Regions from separate parts of the Homo sapiens genome. Here all the other regions are linked to region 3. A link is a contact called in ENCODE Hi-C or POLR2A ChIA-PET data. All regions are on one chromosome and are shown on one strand. Each heading gives the region's core, a stretch centred on a gene start or an enhancer-like site at or near the end of the contact. The rest is flanking DNA. Distances are from core to core; before and after follow the strand shown.

Region 1 (4,067 bases), core at 241-2,740, 150 kb after region 3:
TTATCTTGAAGCCCCCTAAAGCCACAACAGTGGGCACTCAACAAACCTTGGCAGCAGAGTGAGTATGACAAGTTCAGAGGACAACGAGGAGATGGGCCTGCTTTGAGCGGAGGAAGTATGCTGATGTAGTTGAAGAGAAGTTAGATGGACAGGGTGGGCCCAGTAATGCAGGGCTTATAAGAAAGGCAGAGTTTGGATTTGATGTGGGTAGAAGAACGCTGAAGTTTCTGAGTAGAGGAAGAACATGAACACGAGGAAGACAATGTTTAAAATAAGGGAAAGAATATGACAATGGATTGCAGTGGAGACTACAGGGGAGAGCCTGGAGTCAGAGGACAACGAAAGGAGGTTTCCAGAATTTCTGAGTGAGGGAGGATGAAGGTCTGGCCTAGGAAAGTGGACATGTGAACGGAGGCGAGGGGATGCATATGAGATCTCAGCGGCTAAACTGCCAGGCTATGGGTACAAGCCGGCTCTGAGAAAAGGAGATAGGTTTGAAGGCAACCACCCTGAAAGAGGTAGATAAGCAGGCCCTGAAGCTGGGGGAAGTGAGGCTTAGTCTTGGGCATGTGAAATCTGAGTTGCTAAGTGGATCTGCTCTCCTTACTAGTTATGGCAGGAAAGGCGCCTTAATTAGGAGCATTTTAGGGAGTTAACCCTGTCAAAGAGGTAGCACACTTTCGAAGGCCAAGGGCTGGGAAGAAGGTGGTGAAGATGGCAATCCTGAACACAGAGGCTACTTGGGATGACAGGGATGGGAGGAGGGACACAGGTGATGAGTGAGTGGGCGGAAGAGAGGAGGGGGACACCGCTCCCCGGCCCGAGGGAAGGAGGGGATGAGGCTGCCGGCAAACGCTGGACTCAGGATCTTCCCAGCAGAGCAGGGCGGCCGCCACCTCACCCGGGACAATGCACTGTAGAACCCACAGCAGCCTTCCCCACGCCGGCCGGTCTTCCCGGCCCTGCGCCCACTTCCCGGTGCCCCGCTGCCCTGCTGCCGTGACCCCGGGATGCGGGGTCTCCTCTGCCTCCCTGGGCCTCCCCCTTCAGCCATGGGGGGCGGCTCCGCTTCCTAGGCCGCGGGACGTCTTTTCCTCCAGGTTCCAGTCCCGGACCTTCCCGGGCCCCCCACGGCACCGCCCACCTGGCCACCGCCGCAGCCCGCCCGGGCCGCCGCCAGCCAGCAGCCCCTCCCGGGGTGGGGTTTCCCTTCCCCCTACCCCTTTGTGGCAGGGACCCACGGGACACCCCCTCTGCCTCCGCTCCACGTCCAGGGGGCCGAAGGGGCGCCGGACGAGGGACCGTGCGGAGAGAGGGGTTCGGCGGCGCCAGGACTCCCGCGGGCTCCCCGGAGCAGGGGTCGGAAGGAGGGGGAGCGGGAGCCGCGGGGGCCGCTGCAGCAGAAGGGGGAGGAGAATGGGGAGGAGCTGGGGGGGCAGGCAGGCGGGGAAGGAGAGGTCTTAAGGGGCGGCGAGGGGAGGTCGCATTTCCTCCGAGGCTGGCGATCGGCGGAGCTCCCACCTCCGCTTACAGCTCGCTGCCGCCGTCCTGCCCCGCGCCCCCAGGAGACCTGGACCAGACCACGGTGAGCGCAGGGCGCACGGCGCGGAGGCCGGACTCTTCGGGCGGCCGGGGGTGCTTGGGCGGCCGGAGCGAGCCTGCGGGACCCGAGCAAGTTTCCCAGGTCAGCGCGGGGCCCGGCGCCTTCAGACTCGCTCTCTTCTCTCTTCCGCAGATGTGGAAACGCTGGCTCGCGCTCGCGCTCGCGCTGGTGGCGGTCGCCTGGGTCCGCGCCGAGGTAGGCGAGGGGCCGAGGAGTCCGAACTCGGTCCCCGGGGCCTCTTGGGTCTGCGCGCTGGGCGGGTGGGCGCGCGTCCTGGGGATGCTCTCCCGGGGTGGCGCTGGGAGTTTCGGTCCTTGGGGTGTGCTGGGGTGGAGCTGGGGCAGTAATGCTGCTTACGAAACTTAAATCTTTAAAGCAGGAAAAGTAGTTCGGGCCGTAAGCGGGAGCCCCGCCGCGGCTAACATGGAGGGAGAGCGGGGAGGAGGAGAGGGGACGGGCTGGGCCGACGGGGACGAGGCGGCGACTGGAGCAGCAGCGAGTTCAAAAAGGCGCCTCAGTTCCGTCCTTCACTTCAGAGGAGACTGAGAGTAGTTGGGGACTTTTCCCTCCCAAGTCTGTCTCCTGGGGGCGGGGGCAGAGGAATCGGGATTCTTCTTTTGGGGCAAAATTAATTTTCCTTTCTCTCTTTTAAAGTGAGATCATGATTCTCTGAAATGTATTTTCTTCTTTGTGAAGTGTCCTCGGGTTTTGTGTTATCATCTGGGCAATGTAACGGCCTTTTCCCAAGTGTTCCCTGTAACGTTGCGCAAGTGTAAGAGAAGATCCATTGCTCTGCTCTTTGGGGGCTCGAGTTTCCAGTTAAAGCATTTCAGCGCTTGTTTTTTTGTACCAATTTTTTCAACTCTAACGACCTTCCTGAGACACTACAAACAAACCAACAAACTCTTTGCTCAGAAGCCGCTCCATTAACTCAAAGGTTTATGGACAGAAAATAAACAATTCTAAATTCCCCGGGCTCCAGTCTCCAGGAAAGTGAGGTCAGAAACTAAACATTTGATAATTATGGCAGGAAATATGGAAGGAATTAAAAAGCATGAGGGAGAAGAAATGGAATGCACATTACAAAAGAAATAGCTCCCTGGTGGGTGGTTTATGCTCCCTGTTTGAATTTTTTCCTTCATATTACAGTTTAACCACACCCTTAGCATCGCAGCTTGACTCTGCCCAAAAAAGTCATAAATGCATACAAGGTCTTCACAATTTTTAAAAAATACGCATTGTACTGAATTCTCATTTAATTCACTACTACGTTGTTGATTGAGGTGGAAACTCAATCAACTGTTTTTACTGCCAATGAAATAAAAGTAGCTAATATTTATTAAATATCTGCTATGTTGTAATAAAATTCCATTTTAATGACAGATAAATTGAGTCAGCGAAGGTTACCCAATGCTCTCAGCTATTAAATGCTAAGGGTGGGATTTGAACCCAAACAGTCTGGCTCCGGACCCAAGGCTCTTGACCATTAACCCACACCACTTCCAAGCACAATGGTTTAACATTTACCAAGTACATTTTTGTTTACCACACACTGGGCTGTGTACGTTACCTGCAGTTACTTCTTTTAAAGCTCCCAAACCCTGTAATGTAGGTTTTATTATCCCGATTTTACAGAGGAAGAAACAGGTTTAAGGAGATTAGGTAACTTGCCCAGGGTCATACAACTAGTTAGCTCTGAAGCAGGATCTGAACCTACCTCTCTTACCTTTGGAGCCCATCTTGAACTCCAGGTCTGCTTCTTATCCATCTGGTTTTCCAGGGTTTGCATTTGAGAGCGTATCCCCCTTCACTGGCTGATGTAGCCCTGGTTAAGAAACATTTCTCCATCCCCTGCTGTGGCCCTCAAAAGGCAGTTGCAGACCAGTGATGGATGAGGTGAATCCCTGGTTGGTTTTCCAGCAGGCTCAAGAATTGCCAGCCAGTGTGTGAAATCACTCAGTGAACTGGAATGCAAATATGAGGTGTGAGGAGGCTGTTGGTTGACTTACCAGGCTGTGTGGCCCAAGGTCTGGAATCTATTCTAGGCGGCCTGCAAGACACACACCCCTCCCAACCCCCTTCCACACAGGGAAAACTTATCCCTGGTAGGAAGTTCCCCCAGCAGCAATTTCCTGCTGGAGGTAGAAGAGCATCCAGTGCTCTCACATAATTCCCAGGCAAACTACAGGGAAGAAGGCAAAATAGAGAAGTACTGAGATGTGAAAACAGAGTGCGTTGGGGGAGAAAAGAGGCTGTGAACTCACAGTGTATGGAAATGGTTACAATGAAAAGAGTGAGGGGTAGGTATGAGCTAGGTTACATTTCATGGCTCCAGGTTATTAAGGATTATTATCTTTTAATTATTCCAACCTCCTGGTGCCTGGCCAAGTAAGATTTGGCAAGTTTTTAATCCATTTAATAATAATATACCTTTAACAATTGATGAAGAGGTACATTAACCCTC
Region 2 (4,452 bases), core at 1,893-4,392, 180 kb after region 3:
GAAAATTAATGAGACCAAATCTCCAGAGCTTGGCTTGCAACACACGAAATGAAAACAACACGGAGACTGGTCAGGAAGATGATGCAGAAGGATAAAGCTAGAAATCTGATGTTTCTCCATTGCAGGCAGATATTTTGCTGATTTTTATCAATATATCTGAGTGTCCACACTTCCAAAACACACCCTCTACCCCCACTCAAATCAATTACATTCTCACAGGTACATTTAGACTTATAGGTTCATACTTTTGTGATATTGGACCTGCCTGTGACCTCATACTCCTAGAAAACATCCATGTGCCAATGTGGTTATCTACGCATACATGAAGTCCTCATACTGCTTTGGGACCTCATTCCTAAAATCATTACAGTGGTAGAACAAACACTTCTATTTGCAAGAACTGCATTGTACCTTGTGACCTCACCCTGTGCCAGCCCTTGGAACTGTCCCCACTCCCCAAAGCTCACTGCCTTGATTGTACCCCAAGAGGGAACCTTGAGGCTCTGGAGTCAGACTGGCCTTTGTTCTATTCCTGAGTCAGCTCTCACTAGTTATGTGGCCTCCATGCGTCACAGAGCTTTCCTGACTCTCCGATGCCTCTGCATCTGTTACATGGGACTAAAAATACAGAGACCTGCACAGAGGTTGTGAGGACAGAGATATCTGCAGAGCCTCACTCAGCTGAAGGTGCTAAAATTAACATTGGCCCTGGGTCCTAGGCCCTTGTCATCCCCGACTAGATTACAGTCTTAAACCTGGCCGGTTTTCCTGCTTGCAGCCTCTCTCCATCCAGGCTGCCTTGCACTTTGAATCAGAATTTCAGAAAGGACCCAACACAAATTAACATTCCAAAGCACCATATCCATCATGTTACCTACCCAATCCCAAACCTTCCAAGGTTCTCACTTCTCATAGTCGCTGTGGAGAGCCCCTCAGGTCAGCCATCGAGCGCCACCCCTCTCCCCATCATCACCTGCCACCCTGCTTCATCTCCCTCTTCCTCACCACGAGAAGGGTTGAACCCATGAGCATGTTCAACCCCTCTCAAGGTGTTCTTTTCCCCCACTCAGAATCAGTTTCTCAGTAGATGGGTAAGACTACCCACCACCCTAAGCAACTTTCTAGGCACCTCGGGGATGCACCTGACACTCCCACTCCCAGAGAAGATGAGGCTTGGAGAAGAGCTTTCAATGGCACAAAGCCTATCTCTCTGGAGAAAATTTTCTTCATTGTTGATTTCTGCATCAAAGCATGCCTGTGAATGGGGATCACTGGGGAGGGCTATGAGGCTGCAGGTGAGACCTCCCCCACATTGGTAGATCCCCCTACCCATGTTTTTGGAGCAGCCACCCTATTCTTCCACCTCCTGCACCACTTCTTGTTCCGAGGACAGAGCTGGGTGGAGCTGCAGGAGCCAACACTGCGCTTCTGCATTGCAGTGCTGGGCTGTGCAAGACAGAGAGAGATTGCCACCTATTGACAGACGTGTCACCTGCAAAGAGGAATGATTGTGTAACTAGTGGCTCCCCCCTTCTCTGTGTGCTCTTCAAACGGGCCTTTTGTTTTTTCCATTCAGTGAGTCCTTCTGTTCTCTATTATCACTGCAGTGCAAGGGAGGACAGGGAAAAACGGGGACATGACAGCCCAAGGTGGTAGTGACAGCATCTCAGTGGGAAAGTTGTCTGAAAATAAATTGCCCACTGTAGTAATAGCCACTTTCAGTTGTGTGGCAGGCACTGTGCTGCCTGCAGTACATCCCGTTTAATCCTCACAACAACCCTCTAAGAATCAGTACTCCCAGTTTTCACGAGGAAGCTGAGGTTTAAAGAGAGCACCTGGCCCACGACCAGCAAGTAAGGAATAGAGGTGGGATGTGGGTAATTTAAACCTAAATCTCTGACGCACTCTTAACGCACATTCTCCCGACACTTGCTAATTATGCAACTCACACCCCCATCATAATTTCCTTACGTCATCTGGATATGAAAATAAATCAAATATAAACTGCTTTCCCTTTGGGCAGAATTCTAGCTCTGCCACTTTCTAGTTATTTAAGCCTCTGCTCTCTCACCTGTGAAATGGGGCTAGTAATGATGTCTAACTTAAGGAGTTATTGAAGAGCTTAAATCACATATAATAAAAATAGTAGGATGCCGGATATTTATAAATGGGAGTTTAGTTATCAGTGGTTGAAGATACGAGTTGGAATCCTAGCTCCTCTCATTTCTAGCTTTGGAAACTTGGGCAAGTTATCTGACCTTTCTGGTCTTCAATTTCCTCATCTATGGAATAGGGTTAATAATAATATACCTATTCTTGCAGGGTTTCCCTATAAGACAAAATCATGTGTATGAAAACATTTTGTAAATTGTACTATTCAAATATTAGTTGTTATAACTCAAAAGTTATCTGTTTCTTCAAATGGATTTTTGAGAACTATTCCTGAAAAATGACTTGGTTTAATTCAATCCGTTTTTAATACTTACTAAAAACAACAATGTAAGTTAAAAGGAGGTTCCATACATGCCACAGGCTTTTCTGCAAGTAGCTCTATAAGGCATTCCCATGAATAACAGGTTTCATATGCAGCTTGTTTTACAGTTGGTACTTCCACATGTATCTCACTGAATCTCCGCAGGGCAGGGTTGGCATTTACCCCTACTTTATAGATGAGGACATGTGAGCCTTAAAGAATGAAAATTACTAGTTAAGGACAGAGACTAGTGAGTGGAGGTTTGTGGGTGTTTGCCTGTGGAGCTGTGTGCGGGTGTCTTTGAGTGCAGGCATGTGTCTGAGCATGCTTTTTTATGCATTTGTGTGTCCATAACTCATGGGAACAACTCGTCAGCAAAAACCTTTTCCTCTTCCTTTTTCGTGTTGCCTTACATTGTCAGGCACAGTTTCCACAAGAGGGCCCTGCCTGGAGAATATCCTTGATTTTTATCTCCACTCTCTGTTTAGGAAAACAAAAGCTCTCCAATCCCCGCGGACTTCTGGGAATTACTTCCTCTTTCTTCCCCGCCTGCTAGCTTTCTTGAATTCGCCTTAGCAACATTCAAAAAAGAATTGGTTTATCAACAGCATGTGAACCAATGAAATGTGAGCTGAGAACGGCTTCTAGACCAATGGGAGCCCTGCATGACCAGCAAGCTGGCTTGGGACAGAAAATAATGACCTGGAGTTTGCAGAGCAGCCTCTGGGTGGCAGCAGACTAGCTGTATTGGATACAGCACCTCAGCTCGAAAGCCTCTTCTTTCTTTTTGCTTTTTTCCCCTAATCTTGAGTATAAAACATTCACCAACTATAAGAATTGTACTGTTACAAGACTTGTGGGTGTGAGTTCTCTGCATAATGTGGTAGACATGGCCTGGAGGGTGGACTGTCTGGTTCCATCCCTGCCTTACCCCAGCCAGCCCCATGACCCCATCGTGCCTCCTGCAGTCTTTGTTGGTTTTGTCACAGCATCTAGCCCAGTAGCCTTGAGTCTGGAGGTCTTTCGTGATTTTGCCTGCCCAGCCAGTCAGGATGAGAAGCTGGGGAAATCACATTCTCCTTCATGCAACCACCACTACCCCTGGGTTGAGTGGTGAATGAGGTGGGGCTGGCTTTCTGCCACCAGTGAATGGGAGGGAAGGGATGAGCCACCAACAGATCAGTGCCTGTCAATACCCCCACATTCTCAGGTGGCATACACTGAGACCATTCCCTGCCTTGTCAGTTCTGCTGCACACGTCTGAACAGGGGAATGCCTGACTAGCAAATGATTTGAGAATAGTTCTACTTTCAGGCAGCTTCGCCCTCTTAATCTTGAAGACAGTGGCAGACATGGGTAGGGGCTAAATGGGACCATAGCAAAAATAGCGAATCCACGTTTCCAATGGTTTAGCCATCCTTCTTTTGCCCTTTGAGATGATAATGCCTAGAACACCATTCAGTCAGGTTTGGGTCCTTCAGATAGTCATAGTTCTGTACAATGTTTCCATTTCTGCCTGACTTACTCCTCTCACCCTTTAAGAATCAGTTAAGACCTAGTATCTTCAGAAAGTATCCTTTGAAAAATTCTCACCCTCTTCCTCCCCTCCAGCTCCCTGGTGATCCTGTTCTTGCACTTCCTGTGTTGTTTTCCAAATGTCTCTTTCTTTGTGAGTTTCCTCTGAGAGTCATGGAGCTTCCTGAGGACAGGGTCTGTCCTTTGTATCTCCATCTCAGCGTAGTGTTGGCATAAAATTGGTGCTCAACAAGCATTTTTAGAAGAAAGGAAGCATGCAAGAAAGGAACTCTTGCTCTTTGAGAAACATATTAGGGACTCAGAAGTACCTGAACCTGGGCTGAAGCAGTATCTGGGAGTAGGGCACTAGCTGTTGGAGGCAACGTCTCCAACAGCTGTTTAAGACCCAACATCTAGCTGTTTAAGACCATGAGCCATGACTCCAGAGCAAAGCCCAAGCCTGA
Region 3 (3,942 bases), core at 960-3,459:
CTAACATGTTAAATGATTTTAATTTTTTAACTTGTTTCTTGTCTCCCCTACTAGAAAGTTTGTTCTACAAGGACAGGAATTTTTGCCTGTTTTGATCTCCATTGTTATCTTGGCATGTAAAATAGGGCCATAACAGACCCTGAGCAATTATTTATTGATTCAATCAATCATTCTTAAAGATTAGGCAAGATGGCCAGGCACAGTGGCTCAAGTCTGTAATCCCAGCACTCTGAGAGGCGGAGACAGGAGGATCGCTTGAGCTCAGGAGTTCAAGACCAGCCTGGGCAAAATGATGAAACTCCATCTCTATAAAAAATACAAAAACTTAACCGGACATGGTAGCGCACATCTGTGGTCCCAGCTACTTGGAAGGCGGAGGTGGGAGGACAGCTTGAGCCCGGGAGGCAGAGGTTGCAGTGAGCCGAGATCATACCACTGCACTCCAGCCTGGGTGACAGAGTAAGATCCTGTCTCAAGGGAAAAAAAAAAAAAAATTAGGCAAGAGAATTTACATGTATTGATTAATAAATGATAGTGTCACACACTCATTTAATCAACAGAACCAAAGAGACTGGTAGTATTACCTCTATTTACACATGAGAAAATTGAAACTACCCTGAGGCATACAGCTAGAAGACAGAAGATCTTGGTTTCAATTTCAGGTCTGACTGAGGCCTTATTCTTTTTTAATGCATCACACTAACACATCAAACCCAATCATGTGAGTTTGTAATAAATGTGTCTCTCTGCACCCTCTTCCCAAGTTAACAAGGTTCTGGCTGGAGACAGTATAACCAACTAGTTAAAAGCAGATGCTGTGGGTTACACAAACCAGGGTTAGAATTTTGCTCTATCACCTACTAAAGAGGTATCTCTGTATGACCTACTTGTCCTTCCCATGTTGTCTTCTCATCTGTAAAATGGGGACAGTAGTAGAGCTTAATCATCCAAATAGTTGTGATATGTAAATAGTACTCAAAAAGAGTTTTAGCACAGTGCCTGGCACATTGTAACTTTCATTCAATCCTCATAACTTCCAAAAATTCCAAAACACCAATGCAACGTGTGGGAAAAGTCCAGTCCTGTTCTGTTAACATCATATTTAACCTACTTAGTTCCTGTATAGAAAACTACCTAATGAAAGCACACCTGTTAATTACCAGTTTACTGGGCATATATTATGTGCTGCGAATGTTACACAGACTGTCTTATTTAACCTCATAATGCACATCATTTATATACGAAACCAGGAAACTATAATTCAGAGGAGTTGAAGTTGCCCAAGGTAACAGAGTTAGCCAATGAGTAGTGCTTTGGGTTCTGACTCCAAAGCCTAGAACTTCAGCAAGCTTCAGGGTCTTTAAAAGATGCAGGTTGAAGGAATCACTGTATTCCCATCAGGAGAGAGCAGTATCCCTATGAGCTGTGAACTGAAAGGTAAACACCAGCTCTTTAAAATTATATATATATATAAAATATATATGCATATATATAGAATATAATATATATGCATATATATAAAATATATATGCATATATATAGAATATAATATATATGCATATATATAGAATATATATATAATATAATATATATATGCATATATATAGAAACATTTTCTGAACACGCCTTACGAACGAGGCACTGTGCTAGGACAGTCACATACTCTATCTCATTTAATCCTAACAGCCTGATAAAAGAGTAAGCACTATATTACGCCCATTTTGCAGACAGAAAATCGAGGATAAGCAGAGTGAATAACGTTCTTAAGGTCACGCAGGCAGGAAGTGATCAAGCCAGGATTCAAACCCAGCCAGGTCTGAGTCCAGAGCCGGTCCTCTCGAGGGCCAAGCTCTGGCAAAGGTAAAAGGGTAGTGAGTTGGCTAGGCCTGGAAGAGGACCTGCGTCTGAGATACTGATCGGGAGCGGTGGCCGACCCTTTGCGTGGTCTCTCTCGGTCTCTCCCAGGACTCGGGCCCTATTCCCGCCTGGGAGGCCCCACACTCACGATGAGCCCTCGGCGGTTGGGATCGTTGTACTGAAGCAGGTACTCTCGTTTCAGCTGGGCTCTTATGGCCAACCGCTCGGCTTGCGCCCGCCGGGTTTCCGGAGATATGTTGTATTCGGCTGGGTCGAGGGTCTCAGGCAGAGTGCGCAGGCTCGACGGCTTATACTTTGGGAACGACATCTTGGCGAACCAGGGCACAATTGCGCCTGCGCGATTCTGAGGCCCTTTGTCTATGCTGACCTTCAGCTTCAGGAAGTGCGCCTGCGCGTTAGCAGAGGTTGGGGATGTCGTTAACAAGGAGCTCCGCCTCTTTCTCCTACCTTCCCGAACACGGCGCGTTCGCTCGGTGATATGCGCATGCGCGAAGTGCTCTTCTCGCAGTGCGCCCTGCCCCACCGCCGCTCCCCACCTACTCATCTGTCACCGCGCTGCTTCTTCCTAGCAGCCTTGTCTCTACTGACATAACCAGGGCTTATTATGTAAAGTTGAGCTGTGTGGGACTGGCTGTGGAGTCAGAAGTCCGGGTTTTCATTGTGGGTCTAACCGTGCTGTGTCACCTTGGATAAGTCACTTAAAGTCTCTGAGTTTCCTTTTCCTTATCCTGGAGATAATGACTCCTGTCCACCTAGCAAAGTTGTTGTGAGGATTAAATAAGCTAACAAATAGATCACAAAGTGCTTTGCAAAACAGAATTCCCTACCCAAGAAGAAGAGAATAAGCTTTTCTGTACTTTACCATGCTAGATTCATACAACATTAAGTGTAAGCTTATTTTTCACAGGTACGAAATAATGATTAATAGGAAAAATGATGTTATAAGAGAAATGTTGCCTGACTGACTATAGAAGGTCAGGAAGAAAATGAGATACTGAATAAAGCTCATGAGAAAACATCTTAGTTAAAATACTAAAACCTCTTGCCTAAAATCCTTAGCACTCTTCAGATGCAAAGAATTAAAAACATCCTTACAGGTATGAAAATACTCATAGGGGCATGTATCTTATTGTAAAAGACGATCTGGGGCGAAAACTGAAGTAATCAGAAACAAAACCTTCTCTGTCCCTACTGTCCTTCCTTCTCCCCAGTTACCAAGGAGAAAAACAACTTCAAGTTTCACAGCAGGGTCTTTGGGTTCCCCTTCTCCTCAGGGGAAAAAATGTAAACAATATTTCCATAACTCGGGCAAAGAAGGATGGATCAAAAGAGAGCCCCAGCTTGGCTGAAACGTCTGGGGGCGCGTAGGTATGTTGGGAAATGGTTGCTAGAAAAGGGACCTAGAAAGTGTTGGCATTTGAAATGATGAGAAGCAGCACTGCTGTCAAATTTATTCAACATTTTAATACTGTTTTAAAATATTTATTAAGCACCCACCGCGTGAAGCACACAGCACACTAGTCAGTGTTAAGTCAATCTTCTAGGCTCAGTGGGGGAAATCCAGACAAAATGGAAGATGGGGTGTTTGCCTTTCGGGAGCTGACAATCAGGCAGTACAGAAAGAATAGGCAGAAATGGTAATATTTCAAAGTAGTCTAATGTCCAGATGAATATAGAGCAAAATGGACTCATGAGGATTCAGGCTGAGAGAATGTAGAAAAAATGAACACAAGACGAGTTACTCAGACTCGATTTTAAAGGAGAAAAAAAAAGGAAATTCTGACTTGTTCAAAGGTGTTTTGAAATACTAAGAAAATAATACAATATGAAAAGCAAGAGCAGTTTATAAAATTCTAAAGACTACATAAAGTTTCCAAAACCTGTATAGATTAGACACTGATCTAGGAAGGAGAGCATGTAAAAAGAATAAAAGGATAAAGGAATGAGTCCAGCGAGTACGAACTGATGCAGGGCAGGCGAGCCCCAAAGTGGGGCTTAGGCAACCAGGGAACTTGGCTTTGCCCAGGAAAGAATTCAAGGGCAACCCGGAGGTAGAAGAAAACA

The links. A loop is a pair of places that touch in the nucleus more often than their neighbours do. ChIA-PET counts read pairs that join two places held with the same protein, here RNA polymerase II (POLR2A). Pooled maps may share reads with other maps.
Region 1: a pooled map shows a loop between it and region 3 (4-fold over the local background). The contact joins the promoter of FSTL1 here to the promoter of NDUFB4 in region 3. A Hi-C loop is called at or near these places in 1 of 168 maps with a recorded cell type or tissue (ovary) and 4 of 50 pooled maps. POLR2A ChIA-PET finds 5 or more read pairs at or near these places in 2 of 52 experiments (both WTC11).
Region 2: a loop to region 3 is called in a map of B cell, with 14 times the contacts of the local background. The contact joins the enhancer-like site here to the promoter of NDUFB4 in region 3. A Hi-C loop is called at or near these places in 2 of 168 maps with a recorded cell type or tissue (B cell and PC-3) and 14 of 50 pooled maps. POLR2A ChIA-PET finds 5 or more read pairs at or near these places in 7 of 52 experiments (Caco-2, MCF 10A, OCI-LY7 and 3 more).

Annotation. Positions count from the first base shown.
Region 1 is chr3:120,448,415-120,452,481 of GRCh38, reverse strand. It overlaps FSTL1 (follistatin like 1), which reads left to right and starts at 1,490. Exons shown (of 11, transcript NM_007085.5): 1 at 1,490-1,585; 2 at 1,736-1,798. The coding sequence starts at 1,736. It overlaps LOC124900546 (a long non-coding RNA gene), which reads left to right and starts at 1,828. Exons shown (of 2, transcript XR_007096030.1): 1 at 1,828-4,067.
Region 2 is chr3:120,416,106-120,420,557 of GRCh38, reverse strand. The region is part of intron 2 of FSTL1 (follistatin like 1); the gene reads left to right. LOC124900546 (a long non-coding RNA gene) reads left to right here. Exons shown (of 2, transcript XR_007096030.1): 2 at 1-3,321. It also overlaps the pseudogene BTNL12P. Among named protein-coding and RNA genes, the nearest start is that of MIR198, 23 kb to the right of the region's middle. RefSeq lists an enhancer at 3,287-3,456. Within about 2 kb of position 3,142, at least 11 of the 41 ENCODE cell types and tissues checked have a DNase peak (open chromatin) inside an H3K27ac peak, as active enhancers do.
Region 3 is chr3:120,594,603-120,598,544 of GRCh38, reverse strand. NDUFB4 (NADH:ubiquinone oxidoreductase subunit B4) reads right to left here and starts at 2,209. Exons shown (of 3, transcript NM_004547.6): 1 at 2,006-2,209. The coding sequence starts at 2,185. RefSeq lists enhancers at 689-758, 1,799-2,138.